Linked DNA regions of Mus musculus: region 1 is linked to region 2. The links are chromatin loops, found by intact Hi-C in ENCODE. Cell type or tissue: gastrocnemius. All regions are shown on one strand. Links, peaks and the distances in the headings refer to the core of each region. The heading gives the core; the rest is flanking DNA.

Region 1 (5,370 bases), core at 234-5,233, 160 kb before region 2:
TAAATTTGAAGCATTAGTATGTCCCAAATGCTTATAGCATATATTTTTAAAGCATAGTTTTGTAGATAATAATGCACATGTACACGCGTTATATTGTGAACAAGAGCCAACGTATTACAAATAAAAATAAAATAAGAATGCTGTTCGGCTGAACTTTATGTGGAGTGCCATGCTCTCTTAACAAATTCCTGTTTTGGTTATTAACTGTATTAAATACCAGACGAATAAAATAATGTTTATAAAATGTGCACATCAAAAGAAAGACCCTAGTCTTCAGCCCATCCACCAAGACGATCTTTGCCTGGGTTGTGTTTAGTTTTCCTCTTCCTTTTAAATAGTTTCCTTCTTTTGTTCAGCTCTATCTTTGGCTAAAGTCTAGGAACTGGAGCAAGGCCTTTGATTCACTACAGTAAAGTTAACCCTGCATCCTCCCCCCACAGACACACAACCCCCTTCCACATACAAAGCGCTAGGCTGACAATGAAGCAAATTTCAAAGCAGGAAGGCTCTCTGTCAAGATACTCAAAGGCCACCTCCAAGGCAGAGAAGTTGATCTTTTCAGACCTAGTCGGGCTTCTAGATAGACAAAGGTACAAGACAAACTACAGAGAAGGAAGTCTTGCAGTGAAGGTTGGAATATGGGTCTCCTTGTGTTTTCAGAGAAGCAACCTCGACCGCCAGGTTTTCTCAAGGGTCCCTCAGTTTCTCCAGGGTTCAACAGCAGGCATACCCCTGCCCCAGCCTCCCTCCTGCGATCCTGCATATGCTTTCGGGCTAAACGGCCCTTTCCCTGGTTATCTCCTCACGGGATACATCTGCTGGGTGCCTAGCATCCTCAGCTCCGCTTTCATCTTTTCGTGTCTCAACACATTGTTTCCTCCAGCCCTGATGGCAGTGTGGAAGGGAGCCATCCCACCCGGCCGCGCTTTGGGATTGGCAGCGAATGAATGATTGGCAGCGGGCATCTCTGTCAGAGCTTTGGCATGCCGCAGAGTGGGAGCCCCGTGCTAATGAATGCCATCTACACCTACCAGATGTGCCACTGGGTGACATGCCAGGTCTTTTACATAATGCCATTCTGCCGGACACGGGACAGCTGGGGGTGGGGGTATCCGTTAATGCCTTGCAGTATGAGTGGGTCTGTCTTCCCTTTATTTCGTTTTTTTTTATTCAGGCTACCGTCTATACTGTCCATAAGCCCAATTAGCTCCCATTATGTTGCCCTTAAGACTATAAAGCTGAGGATGTCAGCTCGAAATTGAAGAAACTTGAGCTCAATAAATAACTCCCCTGACCTCCCGCACACACAAAAATAGCCTCTCTTCTACTTCCCTGAGTTTGCTCTCGGCCTCTCGGCTGCCATCACTAGAGAAACCGCTTAGACGTGTATAGAACAAATCGCAAGCACCTGAGATATCTGAAATTAAATAAGGGGAGGGGAGACTCCACACGTCTCACCCCACCTCACCCCATGTTAAATGAACACGAATGAGCTTCGCACGCTTCGGTGGCCCCCTGATTCTTCTCGCTGTCTCCATCAGCAAGAAACTAAAGAGTGTTTTCCTCAAGGGAGATACCTTGTCCAAAGTGTGTGTCAAGTTATGGATAAAGTTTGGGGGTAAGAATGTTTCCTGAAGTAGGGTGAAGCGCAGGGAACTAGAGACCTGGTGGGTTGAGGGTTTCCACTCCAGAGGGTGAACTGAGGCGCTCAGGATATGCTAGATTGTCCCCTACGCTTCTGCCACATCTACCCACAGAGGGTACCCCAATCTAGGCTTCCTGGGGAGAGCAGACCTCAGATCCTCCCTAGATAGACTCCTACCTTCCTCACACTCCTCCTCCCATAACCGCTACTCTGAGACCAAAAGGCTTCGCTGCCACTAGGCGCTGCTCCCACGCGCGGGCCACTGCCCTCAGCCTAGGTAGGTTCCCCAGGCAGGGCCAGTCCCTGTCACCCGCGCCCCGCCCGCCGCCAGGCTCCAGATGGCGGTTCCTTGCGCTCTGTTTGCGGTCCCCCAGACGCCGCCCCGCAGCAGCCGGCAGCCGCTCCCTCCCTCCCAGCTGCTGCAGAAGAGCCCAGTACGGATCGGAAAGCCTAGGCTGGGATACCGGCCGGACCGCGGTTTCAGAGCGAGGGACTTCAGAGGTCGGCTCGCCCGGATTGAGCGCCCCCACATTCCGCAGGTAGGAAGCAGGGGATGCTCACAGGGACCGGAGCCCGAGCTTGCCCGCAGGCGACCACCCGCACTCTCCCTTGACCTTCCTTTTCCCCACCCCTCCTCCAGCGCGTCGAGGGCGGGGCTGGGGCTGGACCACCCGTGGGACAACCAACAGTGGCTGCGCAGCCGCCAGGAGAGGGCGCCCAGCAGCTAGAACCTGCTCTGGAGGCAGGCTGTGTCTGGGCGCCGCACCCCAGCTCAGAGGAAAGCTGCTTCGACCGGAAGGACGCCCCCTTCCGTCCGAGAGTGGTAGTGACCACCACAAGCTTAACAGCCCACTTCTCCGTTTTTCTTCTGCTCTCACTTGCTTTCCATTTCCTCCCCTCCTCTCCTCTCCCCTCCTCTCCTCTCCCCTCCTCTCCTCTCTTCTCTCCTTTCCTCTCCCCTTATCTCCCCTTTCCCTTCCTCCCCTCTCTCCTCCCCTCTTTTCCCTTCCCCTCCCCTTCCTTCCCCTTTCCCTTCCTCTCCTCTCTTCTCCTCTCCTCTGATCTTCTTCCCCCCTTCTCCCCTCCCCTCTCCTACCTCCTCTCTCTCTCTCTCTCTACCCTCCTTCCCCTGCCTTGCCTAGTTCTCTTTTCTACTCTTTCCTCCGCCCTTGCATTTCGGTAATTTCTCCTATTCTTACAGTCCGTACAAAGACTCAGGAGGAGTTTGTCTGCCCCTGGGAGATGCTATAGAGGGCGATGGGTTTCCTGCCCTGACTTGTTGCTCTGTACGATGCCTCCCTGGGTGGTGAGTCTAGCCATCAGCCCGGAGTATAACAACCCCGGGAAGTTGGGGTTTTCCTCTGACCGTGACGGGGGGGGGGGGGGGGGGGAGAGGAGGGGGTGTATTTGATCAGGGAGTGAGTGTTATGGTGAGGAGCAGCGCAGCCTCAGAATGTGAAGCTCTGGGTTCCCATTGCTAGCCAGAATAAGTGACGGGAAGTTCAGTCGCTTGCTCCTGAGCTCCTTCCTCCCAAAGCACTCGGGACACTCCGCACACTCCTCCCTTAAAGAAGACATTCCTAAGATGGAAAGTCAACCTCCGAGACCAGTCCTCTCTGTTTCTATAGAAGCTGAGGTTGGGGATGGAGAAAAGACGCTATAGGCCACGATGGCCTGGCCCCTGCGAGCCCATCTGACGTCCCCTTTAATCCCCAAGTGTCCCAGCGCGTGCCCACAGTGCCCTCCGGCCGGAGCAGGTTCCATAAGCTCTCAGAGTAAATCCCCTCGGAAACATTAATCACAGCGACCAGCAAGTGCAAACTGCGAGCCCGCCCGGTGTCTGCCCCTTAATCCCTCCCTCTGAAAAAGCAGAGGCGGACAGGGGCTCAGTTTATTCTTTACAGGAGCGGTCTCTTGACCGACTGGACGTGCTTTCCCGAGAATTCACGAAACCTTGACAAAAGTAAAGGGATGTGAGAGTGGAGAAAAGAAGTGAGGGGAGATAAGCGGGAAACTGGGGTGCAGGTTAATTACTGCGGAGTAACCCTAGCCAGGAGCCCAGAGATTGGACAGGAACGGCGGCACTGCGGTGGGGGTGGGGAGCAGTTGGAGGAACAGAACGCTGGGCTAGGTTGGGAGCTGGAGTTGGAACCCAGTTCTTTTCCTTCTGTGCTTCAACCCACGTGACCTCACGTAGGCGTTGTCCCCTTACAAGAATCAGGGTTTGCCCCTTTGGGGCTTGTTGCTCGCACTTGAGATTTCACTATCATGTCGTTCAATTAATCATATTCCAGTTCTCCTATTTTATTCAAAACCGTCTTCCAGTTCCCTCATAATCGTAATTTGCGCCATTGCCTTTTATCTTTGATTAATTAGGAAGCTGAAAATGATAATGGAGGGTTGGACCAATAAATTAGCTTTAAGAACAGACGGACCGACGTCCAGGGCTGCTGTGGGTGGGCACTGCAAAAGGGGGTGGAGGGAGAGTAGCGGCTTCCTGGGGCGAAATACACTAGCCGGCCTCAAACACGTGAGCTAGCACCACTCCCTGACTGAGTACTGAAAAGACCCCTTCCCTAGTTTGAGTCTGCACTTGGAGAGCGGCTAGTGAGGGCGGGCTTCACCATTCTTTGTGAATTTGAGGTTTAGAGACGCCCCTGTTGAAAATATTTCTTCAGCGAGGAGCTAGAAAGTTATCTTTGATTTTTGCCCTTTCCTTCTCTCTCCCCTTACTACTAATCGAGAGAGTGCGAAAATCTAAAATCAGCCCGTGGCTCCCAGGCCCAAGAGGCAAGCCCCCTTTCTCCTTCCACGAAATCGTTCACGCCTCCAGACGGGCTAAACGAGAGAGCACTTTGCGGCTCTTCACGGCTTCGCTCCAGCCTCTTTAGCTTTCAATTGAAAACCAATTAAAGGTTTCTATAAATCTGTTAGCTCCCCTTTTATCTGGGGACCCCTGATGCATGCGATATTGCCCTTTAGATGGCTCTTCCGTGTTTTGTTTTACAATTGTTGTATCAATATAATGCGGCCTTTCTTCTCCTGTCTCTATAGATACAGATACACAAGGAAAACCAGAGCTATTCAGGCTCATTTGTCCAGGAGCCTAGCAGCGGTGCCCTTTCTCTGCGGCTGCTTTCCCTGGTTCGGTAGCAGCAGTTATGGTAGAAGCAGATGGCTGCTGATTGGGGGAGCTTTGTGGCTCTAATGCTGAATACTTTATGGAAAAGGACTTTACCATGCTTGGTTGGGCAGAGGAACAAGAGGGTGAGATTTACGGCCAGGAAAAATAAATCTTTTTCCAAGTTGTGGCTCCCTTCTCACCAGTGTCTCCTCTGCCCCTGGGGTCAAACAGTAAGGAATTGGTCTGATTTGATTTGATTCGCCTTTCTGCTAACAGCATTTTTTAGTCAGGATCTGCGTGGAGCCTGCACCGAGAGCCAGAAGTTTATGAAAGACCCCAGGTTGCGGATGCTGCTTCAGCACGGGCTCACCCCGGGGTGACAAGCAGAAGGACGCGCTCTTAAAGGCTGTTGGAGGCCCTGTTTTCCTGTCTGTCTTGCTGAGCTGAGCGAGGCTTCCTTGCTGGTTATCCTATTATCGGTGAGGAACAAAAGGGGAAGCCAAAGCCAGAGGACAGACACTAATCTTGAAGGAGAGAGGAAAATGACAAATATGGAGAGCCAGGTGTGCTTATCACTTTGAAGGGGTTTGAGCTGGAAGGG
Region 2 (5,370 bases), core at 135-5,134:
GTACAAAAATTACAATCTCTACTTACTTTCCCAGCTAGCATAGGATATTACTAATTATTTGGGAAAAGAAAAAGATAGAGTGTAGTTTGAAATGACTTCATCCTGCTCTAGTGAGAATAGAAGAAAGCCCATTTGTTTCAAAGAAATGCTAGGGTTTGGTTTTCCCTATGCCCTTTTCTTTATAGTATGGCCTTCTTTACTCTGTAGCTAAGCTGAATAGGGCATGTATTTTCTTATTCTTCCATATGTCTCTTCTCTCTTACACCCTGCAGTTTGTTGTGAAATATATATTCCCCATCTTTTGGCAAAGAATAGAATTTCTGGGATCGGTGCTAAATTCCTGGATTCAATGTTTAAAAGTCCCAGACTTGAAGAAGGAATTTATGGTTTCCAAAATAAAGTATTTCTTCGTCATAACAAAGGCCTCACCATAGAAAAGAGACTTGCTTAATCTTACATATTTCATGGTTGCCATTCCTTCTTGGCATTTTTCAGGCTCAGGTCTAAAGTGTTTCTGAACCCAAAGTGAAAATCTAGAAGACTTGTGTTGTTGGGCTTACTGTAATTTTAACCTTTCTGTGTAGAATGGTCTAAATTTATAAATTTCTTTCACTATTAACAAAGACACTGCTCTGTTAAAAGTGTTTGGGCAGCATTAGAGTCCTTGATTGGAAATACCTTTAAGTTGTTTAAATTTCTATGCTTTCAAGATCATTTCACCAAAGAGCTTCTGACCGTGCGGTTTCTGTCTGCGTGGTCAGTTTAATGAAGCATCCCTAAAAAACGTACAACTGCAATGGATCATGCTAGAACAATGAAGGTAGAAATCGTCCTTGATATCAGAGTGCCACAGGGTCAGGAATTCCAACATTCCTTAGCTGTTTTATGATTTCAAGAGGACGATAAAACCTTGGTGTGGGAGGATGGCAGAAACAGCGGTAACACATGTAAGCACAGCCCAGCACCCCCTAGACGAGCAGCGTGCAGTAGTGTGAGTTCCATTCTGAAGCCATGGCCACCACAGCTTCTCCTGTTTGGGTCCACGGCTGGTCTCGTTTGAAATCTCTTTTACTACACCTTTCAACTTCAGTCAGCTTCCTCCTTCCAATCCTCTTTCCTGTGCCCCTCCCTACTGTCCACCTCTCCCTCCATCCCACACAGAACTTGCGTTTCTTGCCTCCACAGTTTGGAAGATGCGCCTACTGTTTCTAGGCTTTGTATCAATCCGTGTTCCTTACCACACGTTTATTTTTCTTTCTAATAAACAAACTTCTGTATTTGGTTTTACACAGCTCTTTATAACCTATCTTTACATCCACATGCCCCTGTGAGAGAAAAGGACTATTGTTATTTTTTGGGTTTGCTTTTTTGCACCCGACACTTTGGCCAAGTCATTTAAACTCATCCTGTCTCCATATGGAGGATAACACCAATGCTGGTTTTCTAGTGAGTTTGTTGTTGTGATTAAACGAAATAATGGAGATTGTATGGTACTTAGAACAGGGCTGGTATGTGGTAAATTCAAATCAATCACCACACGGAAGCAAGTTTCATATCCTGTGGACCCCAGCGGCAGAAACTTTTTTTTTTTTTTTTAAGCTTTCTGTTGTGTTCAACACACCCAGAATAATGCCTCTGGGACAGAGAGGGGGTGGGTGGTAAGAGAGCACATGGCTGAAAGGTCAGGGTTCTGTAGGACTGAGAAGCTGATATGAGAGGAGCTAGGAGGAGCCTGAATGTCAGCTTGGACTTGAAACCAGGTACATGAGATGCCTAGAGGCCAGCTTGCCCTTCAGAATGCTAAAAGACACAAAAGGCACTTGTCCTCAAGTTTCTTTTGGACCAGACAGTACAGAGACCTCTCCTCTCTACTTGTGATAATGTTTTAGGCCACATGAAATTTTTTCCCCTCTATGCTTGGAGTTTAGTTTCTATAGCTTTCTAGATAATTATACAATATAAATTGTTGGTAGCCTGTTTTTAAAATAAAGCTATAACTTATTGTGCAACTTGGGGTCTTAAATAGACCTGGCTTTACTTTGCCCCCCTCCCCCCCAAAAAATGGAAAAGATTCATTGCAGAATCTGATTTGATTTCTACAAATGCTGAGATGATTGTAAAGTCCCTTGGCATAACAGCAAGCATCTGTGCTTCTGGTGTGGAAACAGTTGTACAAGTCTGCTCTAATGAGAAATGTTTCAGATTCAATTTTATACTATAGTATTTTAAAGAAATGAGTAAATAGAAACACAAGTCAATATCAGCTTCTCAATGGGATATATCATTCCATGATTAGGATCCCTCCCCCCCAACCCAATTTTTTAAAGGACGTTCAAGGAGGCAAGATTTTTCAAGTAATTTTCAACTTATTGAAATTTAAATAACAAAAAGTAAAGGAACTGAAAGGCAGAAGGCAGGAGCAAAGGAGATCACTAAGGCTGCTTCGTTTGGGAAGTTTATACATTGTTCCTGGCACACAAGTAACCAACCATAACTTGCCTTTAAGTTGTAATTTATACAACTGATCACGTGCTATTTTGAAGCACCCAGCAAGACTATTTCCCCTAGATTTCCGGGATACTCTTCTGTCGAGGTTCTTACTGCAAACACTGAGCAGGCACCTTCGGACTTTGCTAAGGCTTTTACACCAAAAAAGTTGGGTTTGCCCTGCAGGGCTGACCGCTCCCAGGGGTTAGAAGCCGCCCAGGGATCCGGCTGGGGCAGGGCCAGCGCAGCGCCCTCTGCCCCGCCCCCGCAACCGGCGCGCGTCCGGCCCGCCCACACCGGTTACTAGGGACGCGTCGGTGTAGCCGCGATGGATCAGGACGAGGGGCTGACGGCCGTGGACAACATTGTCACACAGTTCAACACCTATGAAGACTTCCTGGACTCTCAGATCACTACGGTCGACCTGTACTACCTGGAGGTAAGCGCGGGTCCGTCTTGCTGGCCGCGGCGGGGCTTGGTCGCCCCCTGGCGGTGACGGCGCTCACCGCAGGCCTCTGGCTTCGAGAGACTTCTCTGCAGGCTGCAGGAGTCCCCAGCCCTCCAAACGCTGGTGCGCTGCACAGAGGCCGACTTGGTCGCTGTAAAGTAGTAACAAGGCATAAAACCAGGAGGACGCGTTGCTGTGTGCACCTGAGGGCAGGGCAGCGGGAGGTCCCGGATGCTCGAGAAGACTTAGTTGGAGGGATCTTCAAGCTCCGAGCTCCTAACTCCCAACTGCAAGTCTCACAGCCTGGGCTCAGGTTTTCAAAGGAGTCCATCTCCATATTAAGGACAAACAGAGCAAGCACCATTGGGGGCGGGGGGGGGGGGGGAGAATCAACCCTACAGAACTCTGGGAAGGACTTGAATTTGGCCAACTCCCCTCATTTCTCCTGTGCACAAGGCAGTTTATCATATAGACACCCCTCCTTTTTAAATAGGTGCCACTGTATGAAAATAATCTTAAATGAAGAAAATTTGTCCCTTTTGAAATTATCTGTTAAAATAGTTACAAAACATGATTTTTAACAGCAACAGCAGCGATATCACCAAACAACCAAGCTTTTACGTTTATTAGATGGGTAACTTAAAGTTCCATTTGTGTGTACGCACACATGCATAAAAAGTCAGTGGGCAACTTGGAATCGGTTCTGAACTTGTATTCTGTGGTGTCCAGGGAATGAACTCAAGTTTGGCAGCAAGCACCTTTTCCTTAAGCCGTCTCTCCTGCTTTTAGCCAATATTTTAAACCCACAGAAGTTGCTTTAAATCCTTGCATCTGAAATGAAGCCACTGAATTGATAATTACAATAGATGTTGCAAGAAGCTTATGTAGAAAGAAGGGGAGGTAGGAAGAGAAAGGGTGAGTCCATCTTAATTATCTGACCGGCCAGAGGATGAGGAGCGCGGTTGGCACTTGGTTGGTAGACCGGAAGTAGTGATGCGGAAGTAGTGATGCGGAAGTAGTGATGCGGAAGTAGTGATGCTCCGGAGGTTGAGGAGCGTGGTTGGCGGGACGGAAGTAGTGCGTCTCCATCCTCTGTTTCCCGTGTTCACTAAATAACGACAGAACACTAAAACAACTGCATTGCCACGGCAGCGAGTAACATTAGCTTTGCTGAACTAATTAACAACTTTTATTCTATAAGTTAGCATCATCTAATAAAACCAACCAGTTCAGTGAGTGGAGAAATGATTGACAAGCTTCAGCAAAATTGCTAAGCTATGGGTTTTAGATCCTTTTCCAGTCATCTGCCCCTCTGACTAAACACAGTCCTTCTCTTTAGTGGCTGCCTGCGGACTACCGGAAAAATAAAAATTCCAGTTGAATTTCTTTTCTCAGGTAAGGGGTGAAAGAAATATTAAAATGATTTAAAGATTTCCCTAGATAATGGATTCCAGTCATGGATAAATTAATTACAGATATAAACGACATGAAGTTTTACTCAAAATATTTTTTTTTCCAATACTGAGAACATTTTGGGCTAAGGATATAGCTCGGTAGTAGAGTGCTTGCTGGTTTGCTTGAGGCCCTAGGTTTAATCCCCAGTACACACACACACACACACACACACACACACACACACACACACACACGCAACGACACGCCAGCTAATTTTGATATGCTTTGACTAGCTCAATGGTTTGGCACTTCTAAAAGTCACCATGGCTAGTATACATTCCCCTCCCGTATTCTTGAATTAATATTTGCTAAATCCATATTTCATCTCTTCGACCACAAACCCAATCAGGAAATGGTACCTCGGGCCTTTAGGGCCCTAGGCCTTTAGGTCTGTTCTCCTTGTTCCCCCATCTCGGATTCCTTCCTCTTCCTCCTCTCTCCCTCTGCCCCTTGCCTGCACAATCTAAAAGTCCTTCCCTGACTTTCTGCCCAGCTGTAAGGCAATTCTGTTTGTTTGTTTGTTTTGGTTTGTTTTTTTTGAGACAGGGTTTCTCTGTATAGCTTTGGCTGTCCTGGAACTCACTTTGTAGACCAGGCTGGCCTTGAACTCAGAAATACGCCTGCCTCTGCCTCCCTAGTGCTGGGATTAAAGGTGTGCACCACCACGCCCCGGCTTGTAAGGCAATTCTTGGTTACCAAAGGAAGCTAGCTGGGGGCGGGGACCCTCAGGTCTGGAAGTGCGACTTTGGGAGCTGAATTAAGACAAAGCCTTAGAACCAATTCCCAACATTTTTTCAGGTGCTTCTCTGCCATTCGGTATTCCTCAGGTGAGAATTCTTTGTTCAGCTCTGAGCCCCATTTTTTAATGGGGTTATTTGATTTTCTGGAGTCCACCTTTTTGAGTTCTTTATATATATTGGATATTAGTCCCCTATCTGATTTAGGATAGGTAAAGATCCTTTCCCAATCTGTTGGTGGTC

The links. Hi-C counts contacts between places; a loop is a spot of excess contacts. Peaks named below come from ENCODE experiments on the same cell type or tissue, not always from the same donor. Only the 100,000 strongest peaks of a DNase experiment are listed, where the experiment ranks them.
Region 1: a loop joins it to region 2, with 4 times the contacts of the local background. A loop is called at or near these places in 2 of 42 quality-filtered maps.

What each region holds. Positions count from the first base shown.
Region 1 is chr5:98,165,316-98,170,685 of GRCm38, forward strand. It overlaps a transcript of Prdm8 not described here. Among named protein-coding and RNA genes, the nearest start is that of Prdm8, 13 kb to the right of the region's middle. In gastrocnemius, for the core only: a CTCF peak has its summit at 2,391 (motif pointing right); DNase peaks (open chromatin) are centred at 967, 1,463, 2,006, 2,366 and 7 more places; H3K4me3 peaks cover 2,644 bases; H3K27ac peaks cover 2,268 bases.
Region 2 is chr5:98,326,539-98,331,908 of GRCm38, forward strand. It overlaps Cfap299 (cilia and flagella associated protein 299), which reads left to right and starts at 2,766. Exons shown (of 6, transcript NM_001024614.1): 1 at 2,766-2,926. The coding sequence starts at 2,816. In gastrocnemius, for the core only: no CTCF peak of the experiment used is centred there; DNase peaks (open chromatin) are centred at 2,977 and 3,958; H3K4me3 peaks cover 857 bases.